Linked DNA regions of Homo sapiens: regions 1 and 3 are each linked to region 2. A link is a loop called in an ENCODE intact Hi-C map of the cell type or tissue named here. Cell type or tissue: heart right ventricle. All regions are shown on one strand. Links, peaks and the distances in the headings refer to the core of each region. The heading gives the core; the rest is flanking DNA.

Region 1 (5,000 bases), core at 1-5,000, 77 kb before region 2:
TACTGCCAGAAGTGAAATTTGAATGGAACATAAATGGAATTACAGAGGAAATAGCAAAGAGTGGGAATGTTGGCACTGCTGTTGTTCCAGTGACTCTAGATTTGCTGCCAGACAAACTTAGTGAAAGCATTGTGACATAAAGGATGAACAAGTGACACTGGCATAAGATTTTACAGTAAACAAATCCTGAAGATAATTTCATGACATTGAAGGCACCAAGGATACAGTGTCAGAAGCTGATCCTTAGGAATATAACGGTTCACCATGGCATAGAAAAGATGTATCCGGCCAGGTACGGTGCCTCAAGCTTCTAATCCCAGCACTTTGGGAGGCCGAGGTGGGTGGATCATTTGAGGTCAGGAGTTCAAGACCAGCCTGGCCAACATGGTGAAACCCTGTCTCTACTTAAAATGTAAAAAATTAGCTGGGCAGTAGTCGCATGCGCCTGTAGTCCCAGCTACTCAGGAGACTGAGGCAGGAGAATCGCAAGAGCCTGGGAGGCGGAGGTTGCAGTGAGCCAAGATCGCAGCACTGCACTCCAACCTGGCCGACAGAGTGAGACCCTGTCTCAAAAAAAAGAAAAAAAAGAAAAAGAAAAGATGCATCCTTCCTATGACAAATTGTGCAAGAAGGTAACAAGCACTGTTCAAACTGCTCTTCATTAACGTTTCATGAAGAAAACACTTTAATTTTTTGGATTACAGTGTACTAAAATATTTTACTGTTCTTTTCGTTTTCCTATACATTTATGATTGATAGAGAATTTATAGTGTTTTGATAAAAATTTTAAAGGTAACCAAACAGTTGTAATTTTCCCTATTGATTGTTACAATTGTAGGGTTTCAGCCTGTATAGGCATTTTTATGGTCCTCACACTGCATGCAAAGCAAGGAGTACCTACCTATACACATATGAATGCATGTATGCATGTATATGTTTATGTGCATATATATATGAATGAACGCTTGTATATAAAAGCTTTATTTTTATTATGTATAGATTTTATTTGTCCTCTATAAATCAGTGCTTTCCAACCTTGATGCACATAAATATTTGTACAGCACACTGTGATATATAAGAGAGATTGCTTGTGGCTGAAGGGCAATAGCCAGGAAGCTTTTGCCATCCCAAGCATTGCTGAGCTGCCTGAAGGGCTGAGGTGATGAGTATCTTAAGCACATATATATCTTATTTGAGGCCCACAGGTTAGAAAGCTCCAATGTTGAGAGAGTTGTGAACTCCTTGAGTAGGTAGATCCTCAGAGCACTTAGTATGGTATTCTCTGTATAGTTATTTTTGACAGACCATATTTGACATATACTATAAAACTTTTTTAAATGAATTTCTTTCAAAAGGTAAGAACTATTAGTCTTCTCAAAGACATAATTAGTAAACATCTAAAAGTTATTATGCTTAGTATTTCCTTTCTATGGTTTTTAAATCATTACGATATGTCTTTGTTATTAGAAATGCCACTGTGTAATGAGTGTTACATATAATAAGTAGGTATGGGTACAAATGAATTTGGTGTCTTAGAAGGAAGCCATCTGGTAAAAATGTTTCTAATTATTTGTATGAGCATAAAGCAAATGAAAGGGGGCTTGGTAAGAAAATGAAACATTAAATTATGTGCATTTTTAATTGTCCCAGTGATTGACATCAGCTTTCCAGGTAATTTGTTTTGATACCTAAATATTAGGAGTTAAAAAAATAAAAACAATTTGTCTTCAACATTGATACGTCTTATATTCTCATCATGCTAGTTGATGTTTTTAACTATGGTACAATACATACGATTTTTGTGTTGACTTATATAACATTTAACCCAGGACTCTTTTATGTCACTCTTCCTTGGTATATTTCAGGACCTTGGTGTTAGCTCTCAACCTGTTTTGTTTTAGAACATACGCATTACTTGTTATAACAAAAGCATCATATTGAGAATTTGCTGTTTTGTTTTTTGGAATTCTAGATTCATATTGTGTTTGTGAAAAAAGTAAGAATCGGAGCCGGGTGCCGTTACTCACACCTGTAATCTTAGCACTTTGGGAGTCCAAGGCAGGTGGATTGCTTGAGGCCAGTAGTTCGAGACCAGCCTGGCCAACATGATGAAACTCCATCTGTACCAAAAATACCAAAAAAAAAAAAAGATAGCTGGGAGTGGTGGCACACAACTATAGTCTTAGCTACTCAGGAGGCTAAGGCACAAGAATAGCTTGAACCCCGGAGGTGGAGGTTACAGTGAGCCAGGATCTCGCTGCTGCACTCCAGCCCAGGAGACAGAGCAAGACTCTGTCTTAAAAAATAAATAAATAAATAAATAAAAATAAGACTTCAGCCGGGCTCAGTGGCTCACACCTGTAATCTCAGCACTTTGGGAGGCTGAGGCAGGTGGATCACCTGACGTCAGGAGTTCGAGACCAGCCTCGCCAACATGATGAAACCCAGTCTCTACTAAAAATACAAAAAATTAGCCAGGCCTGGTGGTGGGCACCTGTAATCCCATCTACTCGGCAGGCTGAGGCAGGATCGCTTGAACTGAGGAGGCAGAAGTTGCAGTGAGCCAAGATCATGCTACTGCACTCCAGCCTGGGCAACAAGAGCGAAACTTTGTCTCAAAAAAAAAGTAAAACTTGGAACTGACTGCTTTGATTTTTTTTTTAACTTTGGGAAATCTTATGGTGTGCTTTAATAAATATATATATATATTTTTTGAGACGGAGTCTTACTCTGTCACCCAGGCTGGAGTGCTGTAGCACTGTATCGGCTCACTGCAACCTCCATCTCCTGGGTTCAAACAATTATCCTGCCTCAGCCTCCCAAGTAGGTGGGATTACAGGTGCCCACCACCATGCCTGGCTAATTTTTTTATGTTTTTAGTAGAGACGAGGTTTCACCATGTTGGCCAGGCTGGTCTTGAACTCCTGACCTCAGGTGATCTGCCCGCCTCGGCCTCCCAAAGTGCGGGGATTTCAGGCGTGAGCCACCACACCCAGTCTAATTAAAAAATATTAAGCCAGATTTTCATAATCTAATTTTTACCTTAAGAGCCAAGTGTGTCTTAGCCCCTGTACATTTGATTTTATCTGCTTATTTTGATAATACATAATTATCAACATAATTCAAATTATGTTAATATGTATTAACATAAAAATACATATTATGATAATACATAAATATCATAATTATGATAATTCTCCTCATAAACGCCATGCAAATGTAACTTTCTTTTTTTTTTTTTTTTTTTTGAGACAGAGTCTGGCTCTGTCACCACCCAGGCTGGAGTACAGTGGTGCAGTCTCAGCTCACTGCTGCAAGCTCTGCCTCCCGGGTTAACGCCATTCTCCTGCCTCAGCCTTCCGAGTAGATGGGACTACAGGCGCCCGCCACTACGCCTGGCTAATTAAATGTAACTTTAATAGGAATTAGAAACACCAGTATTTTAATAGTTGTTGTTCATAAATTGTAGGCTTTGAAATGATTTCGTATGTGTGGACATGTGTAAACATATATTCAGCAAATATTTTAGAATGAATATAAATGTTTTATAATCTGAATTATGTTATTTTAAAATATAGCTTTACTTAAGACTTAATAAAATGTGTATTTCTCCTTTTAAAATGTAAAATTTCTTCACAGTTATTAAAATTTGTAATCTTTAAGGAGACAGGATAACTTGGTTTTTTTTTTTTCTAAATACTGCAATTGCTTCTTCTTTCTAAGTTTGATATTTTATTTTAGGGCATATCGATGCATTTACTTCAAAACTTTTTCTACTGGAAGAAATTACCTCAGAAGAATTAAAAGAAAAGCTTTCAGCACTCAAGTAAGAAAGTTTACTTTGTGGTGAGAATTGAAAAATTTGTTAATGTGATCATTAATTTTTCTTTAAATATTGTTTAAGCTTAAATTATTTTCAAGACTTTTAGTCTTTTTATGTATAGAGGTCTCATTGGACTCAGTTTTGTTTTGTCTTTTTTTTTGTTCTTTGTGTGTTTGAGACAGTCTCGTTCTGTCACCCAGGCTGGAGTGCAGTGGTGTGATCTCGGCTCACTGCAACCTCTGCCTCCCCGGTTCAAGGGATCCTCCCACCTCAGCCTCCCAAGTAGGGACTACAGGTGTGCACCAGCATGCCCAGCTCATTTTTGTATTTTTTGTGGAGACGGGGTTTCACTATGTTGCCTGGGCTGGTCTCAAACCCCTGGACTCAAGCAATGTGCCTGCCTCAGCCTCCCAAAATGCTGGGATTACAGGCATGAACCACCATGCCTGGCCAGCAGTATGTACTGTTTGTTTTGTTTTTCTTTGTTTAGTGGTAGATGACGGTTATACGTATTTTGGGGTACATGTGATTTTTTTTTTTTTTTTTGAGACAGAGTTTTGCTCTTTTTGCCCAGGCTAGAGTGCAGTGGTGTGATCTCAGTTCACTGCAGCCTCCACCTCCTGGGTTCAAGCGATTCTCCTGCCTCAGCCTCCTGAGTAGCTGGGATTACAGGCATGCGCCACCACGCCTGGCTAATTTTGTATTTTTAATAGAGACAGGGTTTCTCCATATTGGTTAGGCTGGTCTCAAACTCCCGACCTCGGGTGATCCTCCTGCCTCGGCCTCCCAAAGTGCTGGGATTACAGGTGTGAGCCACTGCGCCTGGCCCTACATGTGATTTTTGTTTTGTTTTGTTTTGTTTTTTGAGACGGAGTCTCGCTCTGTTGCCCAGGCTGGAGTGCAGTGGCGTGATCTCGGCTCACTGCAAGTTCTGCCTCCCGGGTTCATGCCATTCTCCTGCCTCAGCCTCCAGAGTAGCTGGGACTACAGGTGCCCGCCACCACACCCAGCTAAGTTTTTGTATTTTTAGTAGAGATGGGGTTTCACCGTGTTAGCCAGGATGGTCTCATCTCCTGACCTCGTGATCCACCCGCCTCGGCCTCCCAAGTGCTGAGATTACAGGCGTGAGCCACTGCACCCGGCTCCTACATGTGATATTTTAATACCCATATACAGT
Region 2 (6,324 bases), core at 726-5,725:
GTGCAGTAAGTGTGGCTTCCTGCAGCTCCCGTTTGACTTATGGCTTTCACTTGTAGCCACAGTGGAGGTGAGCTGGAAGGATTCTAGAAGAGATATTTCTGCCCTTGGGATTGACATGACCAGCAGGGTCCTGGGAGTTGCAGGTCAAGCCTTGCTACACTTCCATCCCCCGCACTCTAAATGGTTGGAAAGGACATAAATAGGAAAGCATCTGGCTTCTTTCATCTCAAGTGCATTAAAATTCTTCTTTCACTAGAAGTGTATTAATCTTGTGTAGTGAGGCATAGAGGGGAGTGTTTTATTTCTGCAGCTTCCCAAAGGGGTCTGTGAGCTGGTAGAGCCAAGTTCCCAGTGGAGCAGAAGGCTCATCTCTGGATAGCAAGCAAAAAATTTGATCTTTCAGCTGTCACAGAGTATGGTCTTGGAATACATTTGGGTGTGTACACACACACATAGAAGCCTGAAACTTTTTTTTTTTTTTTTTTTTTTTTTTTTTGTGACAGGGTCTTGCTCTGTCACCCAGGCTTGATTGCAGTGGTGTGATTCGGCTTACTGCAACTTCTGCCATGTGGACTCAAATGATTCATCTCAGCCTCCCAAACTGCTGGGATTACAGTCATAAGCCACCACACCCAAAACCTAGATCTTGGTTTTAGATTAGATATATGTAGAACAAAGCTCCCACATACCCTCTAGGAGGGAAGATATTACCAGAATTATGATGAGGTCCCAAGATCTCACAGGCTTTGCTGTGTGCTGGGGACAGCTCATCATCCTACTAATTCTTGACTCTCAGCCTTAGGCCAAGGAGAATTATGTATCTTTTATAAAAGATATGTAAACTACTTGAGATAGTTTCAAGTGAAACAATCGGCTGTTTGTGAAATAAAGAAGAAAATTTGTGAAATAAGGAAGATTTGTGCTGCAGAGTTCTTTAGGGATACGGGCTGCAGCTGCCCAGGTGATGAGCTTGAAGAACCTAGGCCCGGCTGGCAGAGTGGAGAGGAGCTGGGAGAGACAGCTGCTTTTACGACTCTTTCATGTTCTAGCAGACGCCAGATGCGAGGCTTCTCCTTACAGGGAAGGGTTATGTTTGATTTATCATACATTTCTGGAGTTTTTGTTTAGTTTTTGTTAAATGCAAAGCTCTGTGCTGGACATTGTGAGAAACAGGAAGTTGAACGCCCATAAGGAGTTTAGAATAGAAGTGGAAGAAGTCAGTAGGTGCCCAAATGCTATTTGAGGTTTGAATAGAGAATGGGTAGAGGGGAGTGTCAAGGGTAGGCTAAGTTTGGAGTTACCTAACCTCAAAGTTCCAAACTGGGAGACTGGTGTTATAATTGGGAGCTACTGCTTTTACAGTCCCCTCCTAAGTGCCGTGTGTTCCCGGGACATTGGGAAGCAGGAGAAAATGGGTGGTGAAAGCCAGGTGGCTTCTAAGATCCATGTCAGTTCTAACACTTTTGACATCTACGAATGATTCAGCATGGTTGTCTCTGAAGCATGCTGCAAATCACCTCTCGTAGCCTGCAAGTACCTGTAGGGGCTAAGCTTTGTAGATGCCACAGGTGCTCTTAGAAAGCAAGGAAAGAAAGAAGAGAGAGAAGAAAAAAAAAAAAGCGAAAAGAAGAACATTATTTCAGTAGGAGGCTTCAGTCATCAGCCATGATTTGTAGGAAGTTTAGCTCGAGGAAGCATCGCTAAAAGACACATTGAGTTGGGGTGTCTGTCTACATACATGGGTGCTGACCAGACCTCTGACAAATTTTTGTGTTCATGGTGACAGTGGATCCAACCCTTAAGAAATTACATGCAGCAGGGAATTCAAGGGGGCCAGTTCGGGGGTGTTAGTTTCCTATCACTTCCATTAAACACCGTCCGAGTTTGGTGTGGACAAGGAGATATTTTCTCAGTATTAGATGAAGTGTTTTGCATAGGAAAGTTTCATGACCTCACTTCCAACTGTGTTGCGGCCTCTGGTTCCTTCTGGTGACTTTGAGGAGCTGCCGCTGGAATGGCTGCCCCCACGTCTTTTACAGTATATCGGGAGGCCACAAGATCTGCTTGCCAGGAGGCTGTCTGCTCAAACATCTCCTTCTTAGCAGGGGCCTTGATCTCCGAAAGCGTCCTGCCTTCCACGGAGTGTTACTGCTTTCAAGCATATTGCAAAGTGCCTGCACTCTCACAGCTTTCTTAGGAATCACATACGACTCCAGTTTCCTTTTATTGACCGGGGAAGACGGCAAAATTAACTTGGATTTTAAGGAATTTCGTTGAAGCAAAGCCTGATGTTTATGTTTCTGAGATGTGGGTCTGTTGAAGGGAATGCAGTTGAGGGCGTTTGACCCAAGACTCCGGAGTGGTCAAAGACTCACAACCTGCTTCACAAAAAGATCCCTCTTACTTTTGTTTTACTCACTAGTTTTAAAGTAAAATAAATATTTTCCTTATGATTGCCTGTTATCTTGAAGGAACTTGCATCAGCACTGAAGTCAGCCTTATCTGGCCACCTGGAGACGGTGATTTTGGGCCTATTGAAGACACCTGCTCAGTATGACGCTTCTGAGCTAAAAGCTTCCATGAAGGTAAATGCATGTGAGATGTCATCTCTGTCAAATCTGCTATTAATTTTGTGAATTACAGCTTTCTGAGTGTAATTTGGTGATTTTCAGTTTTGTTGAATTCTCATTTGGAACCATTTTTTAAAAATGAACTGAAGTTATATGTCTCAGGATTTGTACCAAAAATATTTCAATTACTTGTTTTAAGACTGTAAAGAAATTTCATGATGCTGAGAAGTCAGTTACCAGCTGCTACTACTCAGCACCTGGGCAATTGGAATACCATTTGGGAAAACTACTTCCTTGATTACACTTCCTCCTTTAAAAAGATATGTTGTGATATTAAGGCAAGAAAAAAAAACTCATAGCTTTTGTTAAGTGAAGCTTGCAAATTCTGCCCATCCTTTCGTGGGTGTTTCTTCCTCCCATACTCTCTCTGTCAGTACCATTTGTTTCAAATTCAGGCAGAATCAGAACATCATAGTGCATATAAGGGGTAATTCTGGATGAAGAATCGTACCTGAATCGTACCTGTGAGAAAGTAACTGTGAAGTCTCAATGCACGTTATCTTTTATGTTTTTCTTTTGTAAAGTTCTTTTGAACCTGGAATTTTAGGTTAAATTAAGTAAAAACTGTAGATTGGAAACCTCCTGAACTTTGTGCATACTTAAAATATCAAGTTTTTTGTTTTGTTTTGTTTTGTTTTTTGAGATGGATTTCGCTCTTGTTGCCCAGGCTGGAGTGCAATGGCGCGATCTCAGTTCACTGCAACCTCTGCCTCCCGGGTTCAAGAGATTCTCCTGCCTCAGCATCCCGAGTAGCTGGGATTACAGGCATGCGCCACTACGCCCAGCTAATTTTGTATTTTTAGTAGAGACGGGATTTCTCCATGTTGGTCAGGCTGGTCTCAAACTCCCGACCTCAGGTGATCTGCCCACCTTGGCCTCCCAAAGTGCTAGGATTACAGGCGTGAGCCACCGCGCCTGGCCAACATCAAGTTTTATATAAATGCAATAGATGCACACACATTAATGTATGTTGTACTGCAACACATTTGGACCCTTTTCTTAGTGTGGGTCTGCAGCATTTGAACAGTCCGACACTGCCCTCTGCTGATATACATGGGTAAAGTCTGCGCTGTAGATGAGGGAAACCATTGGTCTTGATTTTTTATTCCGAGTCTGTTTTCTCTGATGCCACTGTTCCTGAATTATGAACAGTCTGAGCTGTAAGCCTGTCACCAGAGCTAATGTCACAGTTCAGTTGTCATCCTTTTCCCAGAGAACACAAGAGTGAGGGTGCTTCGGACACTGGGCATCTCCAAAGCCTGGAATTTGATAGCTCAGGGCTGCTGTAAGATTTGTTGTTAAGTCTCTTTCTTCCTTTAGTTCTTCAGCTTAGCCCAAGCTGTGCTCAGTTTATTTTAGCGGACTTGTCTGAGTTTCCTAAGTAGACTGTACTGCAGAAAAGACGTCATTAAGAATGATAAAATGTCGACAACATTTCATGATCCTGGTTGATAAAAATAGCGCTCCTGAAAACCGAGTCTGTGGACCTTTGGAGGCAGGGATGAGTCAGCCTCTCCTAGGTTTCTTCTGACCATCAACACTTCAGATCAGTTTGTCTTATTTTCATCAAGAATCTATTTAGTTGTGATTCGAGTGGCTTTACTGGTATCTATTACTAGGTATTAGGGACTTGAAACAGACCTTTTTGAGCTGTCAGTCACTGTTGTAATCTATGTAATTGGGCCCAATGGAAGGTGCTTTAACTGCTGAAGCTTTGACCCTGTGCCAGCTCTTCCATTAGCTATCACAGTTGAATACCCGTCCAAAATCCATAAAGCTTGAAGTGACATTAACTGAACTATGCTTAAAAAAAAATCTGTTTTGACTTCTGGCAGTACCGGTGGCAGTATCTGCCATATGTTACAGTAGAATTTGCCCTTGTGATAGGAATTGTGGACAGTCTGTGGAGAGTTTGGGCCGGGCTTTGGAAATTGCCAAGGTCACCTTTGAATGTAGACATAAAAACACTATTGGAATTCTCAGATATTACCACTGGTATATCAGTGATGGAAGGAAACACATCTTACATTATTCTGCCTGTCTTGCAATTCTACAATGTCAGGATATAACATTTCTCCCACTGTGTGTTATTTTTAGACTATATTTCTATCATCCTTGAGATTGAACAACTGCCTCTCAAAATATTCAAAGATACTCGGTAGTCATTTAATAACATTTGTGTAGAATGCTGTATGGACCTTTTGCTAACAAGGGGAGAATTTTTGGCTTTGCTGGAACCTCTACAAATCATGATTAAAAACTCAGAAAGAAGAGCCATTGGCTCAAAGGTTAGATGAAGAATAAAATTCAAAATTAACCATTAACCTGAGGCTTAGCTTATATTATACAAACTACTTTTTCGGGGCATATAAACGCTAATAAGTTTAATTAATAGCTGACACGCTTTTCATGTGGGTAAGTTTCTTATTGTATTAACACCTTATAATTGATTTACATTTTAAACAGTTGTAATTCTACTTAGTTCAAAGTGATAGTTCCATATTCGGAAAGACAAGTATTAAAGAATCCTGATTATTAAATCTTGACTTTGATCATGAAGCCAGCTTTGAAATACATGTTTCATTGAGTCCTTTCAAGCTATCTGACATGCTCAAAAGTGTATATATTAAATTTGAATACATCACCCATCAAATTCTTATTCCTTAATAAAGTGTTGGTGTCTAGGTTTATTTGGCACTTCATTATTTCTTTTTGCTTCCCTAAAGTGCCTGAAGAGTGCATAATTATCAAGCAAAAATGGAAGGACAAGAATGAAATTTTTAACATTAACCCAATTTTACATTTCAAAGAGTGCAGCTAAAAATTTTTTCTTAACTATACCTTTGCCTGGTAAAAAGACTTACTCTAACAATGCTGGCTGCAAGTGACAACATAAAATTTCTGTATTCCTTTATTTTAGCGAGAATTGTTTAACAAAGAAATTTCTAATCTGTTAAAATAGTGAGTGGTTATTGTAGAAAGTGAAAAATAATAATAAGAAAAAGTTACTTTATCTACCCACAGCAAAAGGCAATTGCCAGTTTTAGTATTTTGGCATATTCTATTGCTGCCTCTTCCTATTCACTACTTTTTTTTTTTTTTGAGATGGGGTCTTACTCTGTCGTCCAGGCTGGAGTGCAGTGGCGCGATCTCGGCTCACTGCAAGCTCCACCTCCCAGGTTCACGCCATTCTCCTGCCTCAGCCTCCCAGGGTAGCTGGGACTACAGGCGCCCGCTACCATGCCCAGCTAATTTTTTGTATTTTTAGTAGAGATGGGGTTTCACTGTGTTAGCCAGAATGGTCTTGATCTCTTGACCTCGTGATCTGCCTGCCTTGGCCTCCCAAAGTGCTGGGATTACAGGCGTGAGCCACTGTGCCCAGCCCCTATTCACTACTTAAAAAAAAAAACCATATTAACAGTTGAACTCCAACATGCCAGTTCCACCATCTTGTGCTCTGGTGAAGCATTTTTTAAAGGAATAGAAAATGCCATTACTTTGTGCTAAGGGGTAGGAGTATAGATTCTTCAGAAGGAATGTAGAAAGCAGGATGCTAACAGACCCAATCCATGTTTGCAATTTACTTGATGGAGATCAGAGAAGTAGGCTAATGGTGGGGAAGCATTTCCCTGCTGATGTTCGTGCTTCCTGGTTCACAGGGGCTGGGAACCGACGAGGACTCTCTCATTGAGAT
Region 3 (5,000 bases), core at 1-5,000, 85 kb before region 2:
ATAGATTACATCTAGATTGGCATATATATACCTGTTTTCTCTGGGAATTTGGATTTCCATTATTACATGTGAACTCGAGTTCTTTTCACTTTGGGGCTCTTGTTGACTTACTTTAGAAGTCCAAGTAGAACTTTTGAAAGATGGCCTTTCACACATATGTAAGGTCTTTTCAGGACTGTTAGAAGACCAAATCTCTTCCTTTCTTTTTTCCCCTGTTGTTTCTTTTGGGTTTGATATAAATATTTTCCTCAGGAAAAAAAATGTATTGCTGCAATTTGAGTAATTACTTCTTTTAAAAATTTTTCATATTTGAAATTCTCTTTCAGATTAGTTTGCATTTTTTTGTGTGTATGACTACTGAGTTCTGGTAAATAAAGGGAATCTTCTATATTATAATTGAGTATGTAATATTAAAGTGTGTTTCCTTTAATTTTTCTTGAGGACTTTTTCTGTTGTATGTATTTGTCACAGTACACATTTAAAAAAACAAGTTTTGGTGTCTCTGTCTCTTGTTATCTAACCCACTGCCCAATAAGAATCATCACTGACCACTTTGAATGTCTGTGTTTTGAGGTAGGGATCAGGTGAATCCAGACTAGTGATGTTCTACTATTGATCATTGTGGAGGACTTCCTGACTACTGTATCATATTAAAGAATAACTGGGCCAGGTGTGATGCCTCACACCTGTAATCCCAGCACTTTGGGAGGCCGAGGTGGGCAGATCACGAGGTCAGGAGATTGAGACCATCCTGGCTAACATAGTGAAACCCCCTCTCTACTAAGAATACAAAAAATTAGCCGGGTATGGTGGCAGGCGCCTGTAGTCCCAGCTACGTGGGAGGCTGAGGCTGGAGAATGGCGTGAACCTGGGAGGCGGAGCTTGCAGTGAGCCGAGATCGCACCACTGCACTCCAGCCTGGGCAACAGAGTGAGACTCTATCTCAAAAAAAATTTTTAAAAAGTGCCAACTTTTCCACATTGCTAATAACAGCGGCATGAGGGTTTGACTACTATGATAAACTAAGGCCAACCCATCCAGATCCAGGATGTACACTTTGTCCACCCAAATCCAGTGGACTTGGTGGAACTTGTGCTTGATAATGTTTTTATCTTTTGTTAAATAGAACGAAGATTATAAAGTCCTAAATTCTTAAACTTCTAATTCACATAATTTAGTTTTTATCATTGATTCAAACTTGAAATTTTAGAAACCAAATGGCTTTAATTGAAAACTGTTTGGTTTTAGTGCTCTTTACAAGAGAAACTCAAGGAATGACAAAATTCTGTAGGTTTGATAGTCTCCTCCTAGATAAATGCTATAACATCCTGTGAATTAAAAGATTTGACTTTATTTGCTAATTTTTCCTGCCTCATCTGTGTTAACTAATAAACTTAATAACCATAAGCTTGAACATCATGAATACATATAGTATCAGTCCTATAGATTGTATTTTCAAGGTTTTATTTCTTTGATTCTTGCTATCTCTCTGATTTATTTTGAGGCTAACCTCATTTCTTTAACTTCCTACTCTGTGAACCCATACCACTTTGTATTTCTTTTTCAGCTTACAGCACTTAGAAATTGTTGATGGCCGGTATCTCTTAAGTAAGAATAGCCTAGGGAAATTTTGGATACCAGTTTAATTCTTGAACAAGACAGCTTGGTAAGGACATTGTAATTCACTTGACTAAGGTGAAATTTGTAAATTTCAAGACATAACCTTATAGAAGAAAATTCATTCTTCATCAAAATATGTCAAAATAGTCACACCCTAAAGACTGTCTAAATAGAAGGCTTATATTTCTGATTGTGTCAAACTCAGAATAAAATTTTAAAATTTTCAGTGAATGCTTACATTGCCCCCGTTATTATATGTAGTAGTTTATGGTTTAAATCTCTTAGTAAAATGTATGCCCCTTGGAATTATGTCCTATTCATCTCTGTTTGTCCAAAATATTTTATCCTCTGGAAATTCAGTAAATCGGCACCGAGTAAATGAGGAAAATGGTGAGGGGGTGATATTGTTGACTAAGGGAACTTTAGGGAGGTTGAGGCACCAATTTGAAAATGTTGTAAGTGGTACTATTTAAACTAATTCAGCAAAATTACATCCCCCATTAGTATTTCCTACCTAAAAACCAACTTGCTTAGATAGAGCTTTGAAATACTTAGAAGTGTCTTCAACCTCTGCTGTCCAAGAACCTCATCTCTTCTTTATTTTTCCTCAGTTCTTCAATTATTTTAGTTGTCATTTTAGTTTCCAGTATCATTTATGTTTCCTTACCAAAACTCTGCTTAATAAGAGTTGCACTTTAAAGGAGAACCTAAAACATCAGCCAGTCTCAAGTGATGGGATAAAATAAAGAGGCTAGGCCAGGCACGGTGGCTCACGCCTGTAATCCCAACTCTTTTGGAGGCCAAGGCAGGTAGATCAGCTGAGCTCAGGAGTTCGAGACCAGCCTGGCCCACGTGGTGAAACCCCATCTCTACTAAAAAAATACAAAACTTAGCTAGGCGTGGTGGTGCACATATAAACCTGGCTGCTCGGGAGGCTGAGGCAGGAGAATCGCTTGAACCCAGGAGGTGGAAGTTGCAGTGAGCTGAGATTGCGTCATTGTACTCCAGCCTAGACAACAAGAGTGAAATTCCATCTCAAAAAAAAATAATAATAAAGAGGCTAATTTGGACCACAAGATATAAAACAGAATTTACTGAGTTCAATACATGATTATGAAATCCATACCCAGGAACTTTGGATGATTTCATAATATCTATTACTGTCTGTCTCAATGAACCAAGTATCCTAAGTGCTTTATGTGAAAAATTGGAACAGAACCAAGAAAAGCTTTTACTTGGGGAGCCATTTATCAAGGGAAAAAAATAGTAAACTTTATAGTATGAAAATTTTGATTATCCTTAAATTTTTACTTCAATTTTGGGATACTAAGGAAAGATGAAATGTTCAGGCCTTTTTTTTCCCCTGGCTTCCTGGAGATGGCAGTAGAATACATACAGAAATTAAACTGGTTTTAGGACTTGGTTTTATAGATAGAGTAGTTTTATCAAAGAAAATCTCCCAAAGTATTTGCTTTTTAGAAATAATACATATTTAAAATTTTTTTTAAATATATGGAATTAACTCTTACCCATTTCTAATCCAGAAATGTGATCCTTTTTCTCAGTCAACTTTTTTCAGTTCTGCTGTAAACTAGCTATGTGTCCTTGAGCAAATTTCATTCATTCTTTTTTTAAAAGAGACAAGAGTCTTGCTGTGTTGCCCAGGCAGGAGTGCAGTAGCACGATCATAGCTTACTGCTTCCTTGAACTTCTGGGCTCAAGTGATCCTCCCACCTCAGCCTCCTGAGTAACTAGAACTGTAAGCATGTGCCCCATGCCCAGCTAATTTTTTTTTTTTTTAATTTTTTGTAGAGGCAGGGTCTTGCTGTTTCATCCAGGCTAATCCTGAACTCCTGGCCTTAAGTAATCTTCCCACCTCAGCCTCCCAAAATGCTGGGATTATAGGCATGAGCCACTGCACCCAGCCTGAGCAAATTTCTTTATCTCGACCTCCTATTTGCTCTGAAGTTATGAGAGACTAAATCATATGCAGATAACCATTTGCAAAATTACATAGTAAAATGCTTTATTGGTAAAATCCTAATCACATTTAATTTTGTTTTTAATTGAGAAGACACACTGGAGGCCTTACCTACTGAAAGTATGGTCCCTGGAACAATAGCTTGTTATTAATGTAAAATCTTGGGCTCCACCCCAGATTCTACATTTTAACAAGATCACCAGATTTCTCACATGCACGTAGTTCAAGGGCAAATCACATGAAACAGCACTTACTGTTGATAAGAAAAATATTAGTGGATTTGAATTGTTCTTACCACCACCATTGTACCAAGCCCACTCTTTGCCACTTTGTAAAAATCAAGAATTAAGAAATACTGATGAAATATTTTCAAATCTGTAAATGGTGACACAGTATAATGTCAGAAGTACTAATTAGCCTTATAAGTTCAAGTTAAGTACCTTAAATCATGTGTTTCTCTTTCTGCAACTGGAAATAGACTCCTGTTAAGAGTAGAGTTTTCTTTGAAGATAATGAGATAGCATAAGCACAGTGAACAACATGTATTTCTTTGCTTACGCTCCCTTAGGCCAGTAATAGGTACAGTCATTTTACTTATGTAGTGTCCTGACCAGTGAATTTGGATGGATAATTTGTCAGATACTTCGTGTCTGAAATAAAGCCGTTAAATTGAAGATAATGACAAACAGGTGTTAATGTAGGCATTAGTGCTCTTTCATTTGTAGAATGAAACGAGCTGCTCAGAGTATTTGAGCCTAAGACAATGTGACTCATGCTTTAAAGGAGAAAAAAATTCTACCTTTTTTATCCTCTTGAAAATGACTAGTATATAAAAAAGTCAGTGCTTCCCAGCATCTGGCTTTGAGCCTTTGGGCAACTATGTATGATAGGCTTTGTTGCAAGGAGTCTGCTGTCAGTCACATTCCCTGACCAAAATCAAACCTTGCCTATGTGGGGAGGTATGTTGATTTTGGTCACAAATGGGAATGGTGAGGAGAGATCTCTTTCATCCATCCACCTTTTGGCACCAAACATTCTTCTATTCATCAGGCCTGAATGTATCCATCTTACAGTGTGAATCCTGCTGTAATTGAAAGGATGAAATAAGATTACCTGAAAGCATTTTGAAAGTGGCAAAGCTGTATAGGCAAATGTATTTGCTATTAATAGTAAATTAATAGAGCTTTGAAAAAGTATAATTTTGCATTGCAGCAATTTCCAGTTTATGTACTACCAAAAGTAGAGTATCAAGCTTGTTATGGAGTTGAAGCTCTGACTGAAAGTGAACTTTGTCGCTTATGGACTGAAAGTTTATTGCATTCCAACAGCTCATTTTATGTTGGTAAGTTATACAAAAGTCTTTATTCTCCTTTTTAATTTTCTTGTAATTACATACTTG

The links. Hi-C counts contacts between places; a loop is a spot of excess contacts. Peaks named below come from ENCODE experiments on the same cell type or tissue, not always from the same donor. Only the 100,000 strongest peaks of a DNase experiment are listed, where the experiment ranks them.
Region 1: it touches region 2 in a loop (4-fold over the local background); 96 of 110 quality-filtered maps call a loop at or near these places.
Region 3: it touches region 2 in a loop (13-fold over the local background); 95 of 110 quality-filtered maps call a loop at or near these places.

Annotation. Positions count from the first base shown.
Region 1 is chr15:60,434,969-60,439,968 of GRCh38, reverse strand. ICE2 (interactor of little elongation complex ELL subunit 2) reads left to right here. Exons shown (of 16, transcript NM_024611.6): 13 at 3,742-3,826. Among named protein-coding and RNA genes, the nearest start is that of ANXA2, 39 kb to the right of the region's middle. In heart right ventricle, for the core only: no CTCF peak of the experiment used is centred there; no DNase peak of the experiment used is centred there.
Region 2 is chr15:60,357,202-60,363,525 of GRCh38, reverse strand. It overlaps ANXA2 (annexin A2), which reads left to right. Exons shown (of 13, transcript NM_004039.3): 5 at 2,472-2,585; 6 at 6,290-6,324. Among named protein-coding and RNA genes, the nearest start is that of ANXA2, 38 kb to the left of the region's middle. In heart right ventricle, for the core only: a CTCF peak has its summit at 3,666 (motif pointing left); a DNase peak (open chromatin) is centred at 3,661; H3K4me3 peaks cover 429 bases; H3K27ac peaks cover 3,997 bases.
Region 3 is chr15:60,442,359-60,447,358 of GRCh38, reverse strand. ICE2 (interactor of little elongation complex ELL subunit 2) reads left to right here. Exons shown (of 16, transcript NM_024611.6): 12 at 4,814-4,943. Among named protein-coding and RNA genes, the nearest start is that of ICE2, 34 kb to the left of the region's middle. In heart right ventricle, for the core only: a CTCF peak has its summit at 2,988 (motif pointing right); no DNase peak of the experiment used is centred there.